2 separate regions of the Homo sapiens genome follow, and region 1 is linked to region 2. Evidence: chromatin contacts called from ENCODE Hi-C or POLR2A ChIA-PET data. All regions are on one chromosome and are shown on one strand. The core of a region is the stretch at or near the end of the contact, and the rest is flanking DNA. Distances in the headings are between cores, read along the strand shown. Region 1 holds the start of PSMD11 (proteasome 26S subunit, non-ATPase 11). Region 2 holds the start of TEFM (transcription elongation factor, mitochondrial).

Region 1 (3,822 bases), core at 691-3,190, 1.5 Mb before region 2:
GGGTGTGTTAGGGATAAGCAGGTCTATAAAGCCATTCAAGAAAAACAACTCTATCAAAGCCCCAGATCCTGCACAGCTACACTTAGGGGAGACTGCTGCTTTTTAATGCATTGAGGTCTGTTAAAATAACTTTGTGCTATCTGTCCTATTTTCAACAGTTAATAACTATTTTAACATTCAAACATGGAATAGCCTCTCCAAGTTTGTAGTGATCATCACTAGTTACTACTACTCTTACAAAGCATCATGACTTGACAAAAACCATGATGGAGTCCAGAAAAAGTAAGGCCGTCAACCACCATGACTCAAGCTTGCTCTAACAGTGAAGCTTTCAGGGAACTCTCCCCTAGAATAGTGGGCCAACAGGAAATACTCTAATTGTAATATTTGACGTAATTTCTACTTTATGAAAGAAAAAATATTAGACACTAGACACAGACTATTAAAATTCATGCTCCTCACATTAGTTCTAAATAATAGTGTGTACTCAGAATAAAATATCCATGTAACGGTGATTGAGATGACTCTGGTTCCGTAGAAGTAACTGACCTAAGATCAGAACTTTTAAAATGAAACACCTTTTACCAATATCATTCAAAGATACACCTTGACGCCCACTTCCTCTCCTTCTCTAGTATCCCCAATGATAAAGTATCAAGATCTTGTCATTGTCCTTTCTCCGTGCAGGTCTGGAATACCAAAATTCAACACACTAAGTCAAATGCCAACATCTTGCAAGTCCCACATACAGGTGCATTCTCATACTACTTGTTGAGCCAATTCAGATCTTCCCAAACTACACTACAAAGATGCCATTACATGTGCAGTGAAGAGCTAGTCCAAGCCCTAATTGAATCCTTTATGAGTGAACATTAACGTCTTCTTCTGTCGTAATAAATTTCTGTTCACACTTGAATCCCAACAGAAAGCTGCCGGAAGCGACTGGCTGGGATTCCCATTTCAGTTTTCCTGTTGTGTGTAGGTGTAAGACCATCGTTATTACAGCGTTAAGAAATTTTAATTTTTCCGGCAACATGCAGCCGACCCGTTCCAAAGAATTCCCTGAACTCCGCGGCTGACAACTAACTCCCTTAACTCACTTCCAACCCCTACAGGCAGTCTGGAAAGATTAGTCACCTCCTCTAGCCAGGCGGTCCCGCTCCAACACCTCACTCTTACACCCTACACAGAGCAGATGAGCGTCTCGGCCACCTCCACAAACCAAATGCCAATCTGAGGTGTGTGTCACCCCTGAATTTCCCACATTCTGAAAGAGACCCTCCTCTTAGTGGAGCTTTCTGCCGTGGGGCTGAGGAGTAGCAGCTCCCAGCGTCCCGTGGAAGGAAACTCCCAGAGAAGAGCAAGCGCTCGCGCTCCCACCCGGAGCAGGCTGTGCTGATTACAACGGCGGGAAATGCCTGTCCAGAGCTGGTTTCGCCAAGGCCTTTCAAGTAGAGACTCTAGGACCAGTCCGTGACAAGCACGCCGGCCGGCACTGCTCCGGGTCCCAGACCAGCTCGTGCGGGCCAGAGCCGGGGACATGGCTAGGGAGGGATCCCCGGGGGCCCGGCTCGGCCCACTCTCCCACCCTACGCTGAGCCCCCCGTGAGTCAGCAGCCGGCGAGGGGACCCGGGGATTGCCTCAAGCCCTCCCACAAGAGTGAGACCTGGGAGGCTCTGGGGAGCTCCGAGCGGCCTGCGCCCCCGGCCCGGCCCCCCTCACACAGTGAGTCAGCAGCATCAGAGCCGGCTAGCCGGGCCCCTCTCCGCTGCCGCCGACCGACATAAGCCGAGCTGGGCCGGCGGGGCCGGGGAGGCGGCGCGGCGACCTTTACCGATGGAGTGGAGGATGTCGATGGAGGCCTCCCGGTCGGTGCTGAGTAGAGACTGGGCTCTCTGGAACTCCACCACCGCCGCCGCCGCCATCTTACCGCTCTCACACCGTCCCCGGCCGCGGCCGCCGACGCCGGAAACACACACCCGGAAAGCCCGCCCTCGGGTCCCTCCGCCTGTAGCTCCCGTGGCTCCGTTCCCAGAGCACTCCGGGAGTTGTAGTCTCTCCGCCGGGCGCGGGCTGAGGGGTGGGGAGAGCGGGACCGCCTCGCAGGTGGGCTGCAAGCTCCCCAGCGCCTCCTAGCGGGCGGCCGGCGAGGAAAAGAGGCGGTGCCCCGCAGTGGGAGCTCTAGATCGGTCCCCGCCCACCCCAAAAGAGGCTTCTTGATTCCGGCCCCGCTCGCGCACCCCTGAGAGGGGTTCCTGAGTACTGGGCTAGGTATTGAGTCAAAGCTGCGTGGCTTTCTTTGCGGCTTCCACGATTTAACCATTCATTCGGGACGATAAGTGACCTTATAAAGTGCTCGCTATGTGGCAAAGAATAGCACCATTCGAATGCGTTCCAGTGTCTGACGCCTGTGCGCCGCACACACGCTTTCCAGGCTTGACTCCCGCAGAACGCTGGCCGGCAGGTGGGCAAACCCGCCAGGACCGGAGAAAACTGTCCTCACGCGCCCATTTAACCTTGGGACAGTGCTGGACGTGATGAAGTGAAACATCACCTTTGCTCCATTCACGCCACAAATACCTCTTGGGAATCCACAGAAGCCTCACCCAGCTCCCCAGCTCAAAGAAAAAAAAAAAAAAAGGAAGGAAGGAAGGGAGGGAGGGAGGGACGGAGGAAGGAAAAAATTGAATTATTCTTCCCAATATCTTCAGCCCCTTCAACTAAAGTCACAGATATCAGTGAAGACGTCGTGTGGACGGAAAAATGACATTCTATGAGACCACTTAGGGTTAAACTTAAGAAAGGTGCTAAAAGGATACAAAGACAATTCAGTATTAAGGAAGACCTTTCTCTAGGTGATGACGATCCAAAAATGGAATGTGCTGTCCCATAAAAGGAGGCAAAAAGGGGACTAACATTGCACACCCTCCTCTGTAAGTGGATTAGGCCATTTATATTCCTCTATCTCCTTTTATTCTCCCAACAATGTTCTGTAAAGCAGATATTTACTCCCCTTTAATATGTGAGGAAACAGGGGTTTGAGTTATTTGGTGAAGCTCAAATCGTGATTGGGAGAGATAAGAGCTGCCGGTTAGGGAATGCCTTCCTAATTCCTGGGTGTGTTCACGTGAAAAGTAGTTGACATCTCATCAGGTTGTTGTAAACAGGATTCATGACTTTGATGGAGAGTTGGATTAAATGGCTTCTAGCAAGGCGCGGTGGCTCATGCCTGTAATCCCAGCACTTTGGGAGGGCGAGGTGGGCATATCGCTTGAGCCCAGGAGTTTGAGACTAGCCTGGGCAACATAGACCCCCGACTCTACTAAAAATACAAAAATTATCCGGGCATGGTGGCGCACGCCTGTAGTCTCAGCTACTTGGGAGGCTGAGGTGGGAGGCTTTAGAAGAAATCATAGGAGAGGATAGAGTGCTGGCCTCACTACAAAGAGGGAGTACCATAAAACAGTGGACCCCAACATTTTTGGCACCAGGGACCAGTTTTGTGGAAGACAATTTTTCCACGGATGTGAGGAGGGGGGATGGTTTTGGGATGAAACCGTTCCACCTCAGATCATCAGGCATTAGATTCTCATAAGGAGCAGGCAACCTAAATCCCTGGCATGCTCAGTTCACAATAGGGTTTGCCTCCTATGAGAATATAATGCTGCAGCTGATCTGACAGGGGGCGGAGCTCAGGCAGTAATGCTGGCTCCCCAGCCGCTCACCTCCTGCTGTGAGGCCTGATTCCTAACAGGCCACTGACCAGTAGTGGTCCTTGGCCCAGGGTTGGGGACCCCCACTGTAAAAGACTAGGAGTGTCT
Region 2 (4,046 bases), core at 781-3,280:
CCCGGCTAATTTTTTGTATTTTTTAGTAGAGACGGGGTTTCACCGTGTTATCCAGGATGGTCTCGATCTCCTGACCTCGTAATCCCCCCTCCTCGGCCTCCCAAAGCGCTGGGATTACAGGCGTGAGCCACCGTGCCGGCCTTCCTGTCCTCATTTTAATTAGTTACATCTACAATGACCTTATTTGGAAATAATAAGGTACTGGGGGTTAGGACTTCAACAAATCTGTTTTGAGGGATGCAATTCAATCATAACATCTCAGTAAACTGAATAAGCCCTACAGTTGAGGAAATTATTTCCTCCTGATTTGGAGGATTTTGCAGAAAAAAGTTGATGTTATTTCTTGTTAGATTCCTAAGTTCCCCAGAAACTGCCAAGGTTTCTAGACTTCCTATGAGCAATTTTTTTTCTTTTTTTGAGACAAGGTCTGGCTCTGTCCCCCACGCTGGAGTGTGGTGACACGATCTCCACTCACTGCAACCTCTACCTCCCGGGCTCAGGTGATTCTCCCACCTCAGCCTCCTGAGTAGCTGGGATAACAGGCGTGCTCCACCACACCCGGCTAATTTTTTCGTAGAGACGGGGTTTCGCCATGTTGCCCAGGGTGGTCTGGAACTCAAGAGCTCAAGCGATCCGCCCGTCTCGGCCTCCCAAAGTGCTGGAATTACACTTTGGGAGCCACTGCTCCCGACCAGCACATTTTATTAATACTTATGATTCCCCTACATCCCCACTGCCTTCCAGACACAAACAATCAACCCATTGCTGCCTCATAAAAACGCAAACTCATCACCTTTCCCTCCCTCCTGAATTCCCCGTTTTTCACAAAACTGGCTCCCCATCTTCCAGAAATAATTCTTTTCTTTCCACTCTCCTTACATCTCCTAGGTTCAATTCCTTACGGTTGGCCAGGCGCAGTGGCCCACGCCTGTAATCCCAGCACTTTGGGAGGCCGAGTCGGGCGGATCACCTGAGGTCAGGAGTTCGAGACCAGCCTGGCCAACATGGTGACACCTGTCTCTACTAAAAATACAAAAATTAGCCGGGCGTAGTGGCGCTCGCCTGTAATCTCAGCTACTCGGGAGGCTGAGGCACGAGAATCACTTGAAATCGGGAGGCGGAGTTTGCAGTGAGTCCAGATCGCACCACTGCACTCCAACCTGGGCGACAGAGCAAGACTGTTAAAAAAAAAATTCCTTACGCTTGCCTCTCACCTGGGAAGATACACTCTCTTCGCGACTTCTCATTGCTCCCAGGCTCTTCACCTGCAATCCAGCCTCACATTCGCTATACAGTATATGGCCAATTTTCTAGGAACACTCTCCAGTCTGACTGCAAATCATAAACCTCGGGGACTTCAGGCTTCCTATCTGGTGGAGTATTCAACTGCTCCACCCATTATTCAAGGACCAACTAAATTCGGCGCTACATTCATCTCCCTTTATCCCTTCTAAGAGGAATACCGCTCCAGCGCCAACGCAATCTCCTCCTCCCTCGCCTTTACCTAATCCCTTGCCTGCCCTGTTTCCCCGCTGAGCTCCTCAAACACTTCGCATCTCTCCCCGTTATTCCAGTCTACCTGGTGAAAAGGTTATTTGAGGACCTTGTCTACGCTGCCCCTACCTGATCCCGCTCCCGGCGCCACAGGCTGGGCCCCAACAGGAGCTCCTCAATCTAAGTGTCTAGGAGAAACCCAGGGAGTCTCCACGAAGGAGGCACTTTACCCACTACAGACTAAAACTGGCCTCGGAATCGCCTTCCTGGAGATTCGGCCCAGCGGCTCTCAGGAGTCGGTAGGGGCAAGAACGTTTCCCCGGTGCAGTGGAAGAAGACTGCGGGCCAGCCAGGGACTCGGGATCCGGGGACAGGGCCTCGGCAGGCGCCCGCCTGGAAGCCCGCAGCCCAGACGCGGACGACCCACTGCTCAGCGGGACACACCTCGGGCCTTGCCCCGGAACGCCGCTTGGACAACAACCTTTCCGCCGAGTGCAGGCCGAGCGCTTTTGGGCGCAGCACGCAGGAACCGGAAGTCAATGGAGGAAGACTGGACCTACTGATTCAACTTGGAGATGAGCGGGTCTGTCCTCTTCACGGCGGGAGGTAGGGTGCTTGGAACACTGGGGTGATTTCCCGTCTGTCATTAGCCTCTGACCCTAGAGGCTAATGGAATACGGCGGGAGGTAGGGTGCTTGGAACACTGGGGTGATTTCCCGTCTGTCATTAGCCTCTGACCCTAGAGGCTAATGGAATACGGCTGGAGGTATTCTGGAGGAACCTGGAGTGTTTCCTTCCTCATGTCCCTCATGTCCTAGAGTGTTTCCTTCCTCATGTCCCTTGTTCAGGCCCCTCTCTTGGGGCCCCAGCCTAGCTGACGGGGCAGTTTTCGGAACATTTGTGCTTCCCCGGCCTCAGGGTCCACGGGTGGCTCCTCAGAGTGGGCGGATGGTTCACATTCTCACAGCCGCTTGCTTACCTCTGGCCACATTACTTTCCTGTGGCTGCGATGTTAGAGTGACTTCCCACTGGTTTTACAAAGTTATGCATTGTATGGTGTTTCTCATACTTGCAAAAACGTCATGTAGAAGTCTTGAAAAGTGTACGGAAGAAAGTAAAACTGCCCTTAAATCTATCACTTAGCTGAAACATTTCTTATAAACGTACAAAATTTAATTTTATTTAGTTCCACCAGATGAGATACTAAAATGTGAAAATGGAAGTGAAGACAAAACCCTTTTTTTTTTTTTTTTGAGACGGAGTTTCGCTCTTGTTGCCGAGACTGGAGTGCAATGGTGCGATCTCGGCTCACCGCAACCTCCGCCTTCCGGGCTCAAGCGATTCTCCTGCCTCAGCCTCCCGAGTAGCTGGGATTACAGGCATGTGCCACCACGCCCGGCTAATTTTGTATTATTAGTAGAGACAGGGTTTCTCCATGTTGGTCAGGCTGGTCTCGAACTCCCGACCTCAGGTGATCCGCCCACCTCGGCCTCCCAAAGTGCTGGGATTATAAGCGTGAGTCACCGCGCCCGGCCTAAGACAAACCTTAACAGGAAATATTAGTTACAAAAAGATTCCTCTAAATTAAAAATATCAGAAACTTTAAGCAGTTGGAATAATTATTTCAACTACTTGCTTCCTGATGGGTATAAAATACAATTTTCTAGGTAGTAAAACTTCGGACTGATCCATAAATATCGGGAGACATCTCTCGTGACTTGAAAACAACAAAAGCTCTATTTAAAACTCTATATAATATAGTTTAAAAACTAATCCTCTTTTAAAGATGATTCTCGGGCCGGGCACAGTGGCTCACGCCTGTAATCCCAGCACTTTGGGAGGCTGAGGTGGGCGGATCACGAGGTCAGGAGATGGAGACCATCCTGGCTAACACTGTGAAACCCCGTCTCTACTAAATATACAAAAAATTAGCCGGGCGTGGTGGCAGGCGCCTGTAGTCCCAGCCACCTGGGAGGCTGAGGCAGGAGAATGGCGTGAACCTGGGAGGCGGAGCTTGCAGTGAGCCGAGATCGGCCACTGCACTCCAGCCTGGGCAACAGAGCAAGACTCCGTCTCAAAAAAAAAAAAAAAAGATGATTCTCCAAGACAATTTAATATTGTCCTCTATTAGTTCTTAAATTCCAGGAAAGTATTTGTGACTTTGCAAAGGATCTAGTCAAGCTTGCAACTAACCCCAAAGGAAGTAGGACATCCAACTTATATTTTGCTAAATTTTCCTTTTAGAGAGGTGGAGATGCTTTCTGACCCCGTCGAGGTCATCCCTGTACTGGGCCTTACATAATTTCTGCTGTCGGAAAAAATCCACTACACCTAAGAAAATTACTCCCAATGTTACTTTTTGTGATGAAAATGCAAAGGAGCCCGAAAATGCACTTGACAAGCTCTTCTCTTCAGAACAGCAGGCTTCCATCTTGCATGTGTTGAATACAGCATCTACTAAAGAACTTGAAGCTTTCCGATTGCTTCGTGGAAGAAGGTCCATCAATATCGTAGAGCACAGAGAAAACTTTGGGCCATTTCAGAATTTAGAG

What was found. A loop is a pair of places that touch in the nucleus more often than their neighbours do. ChIA-PET counts read pairs that join two places held with the same protein, here RNA polymerase II (POLR2A). Pooled maps may share reads with other maps.
Region 1: a loop to region 2 is called in a map of CD8-positive, alpha-beta T cell, with 12 times the contacts of the local background. The contact joins the promoter of PSMD11 here to the promoter of TEFM in region 2. A Hi-C loop is called at or near these places in 2 of 168 maps with a recorded cell type or tissue (CD8-positive, alpha-beta T cell and naive thymus-derived CD4-positive, alpha-beta T cell) and 11 of 50 pooled maps. POLR2A ChIA-PET finds 5 or more read pairs at or near these places in 1 of 52 experiments (HEK293).

The regions. Positions count from the first base shown.
Region 1 is chr17:32,442,628-32,446,449 of GRCh38, reverse strand. It overlaps PSMD11 (proteasome 26S subunit, non-ATPase 11), which reads right to left and starts at 1,940. Exons shown (of 14, transcript NM_002815.4): 1 at 1,836-1,940. The coding sequence starts at 1,926. RefSeq lists enhancers at 1,851-1,930, 1,544-2,159 and a silencer at 2,051-2,220.
Region 2 is chr17:30,904,222-30,908,267 of GRCh38, reverse strand. TEFM (transcription elongation factor, mitochondrial) reads left to right here and starts at 2,030. Exons shown (of 4, transcript NM_024683.4): 1 at 2,030-2,100; 2 at 3,739-4,046. The coding sequence starts at 2,070. RefSeq lists enhancers at 492-1,292, 1,271-1,540.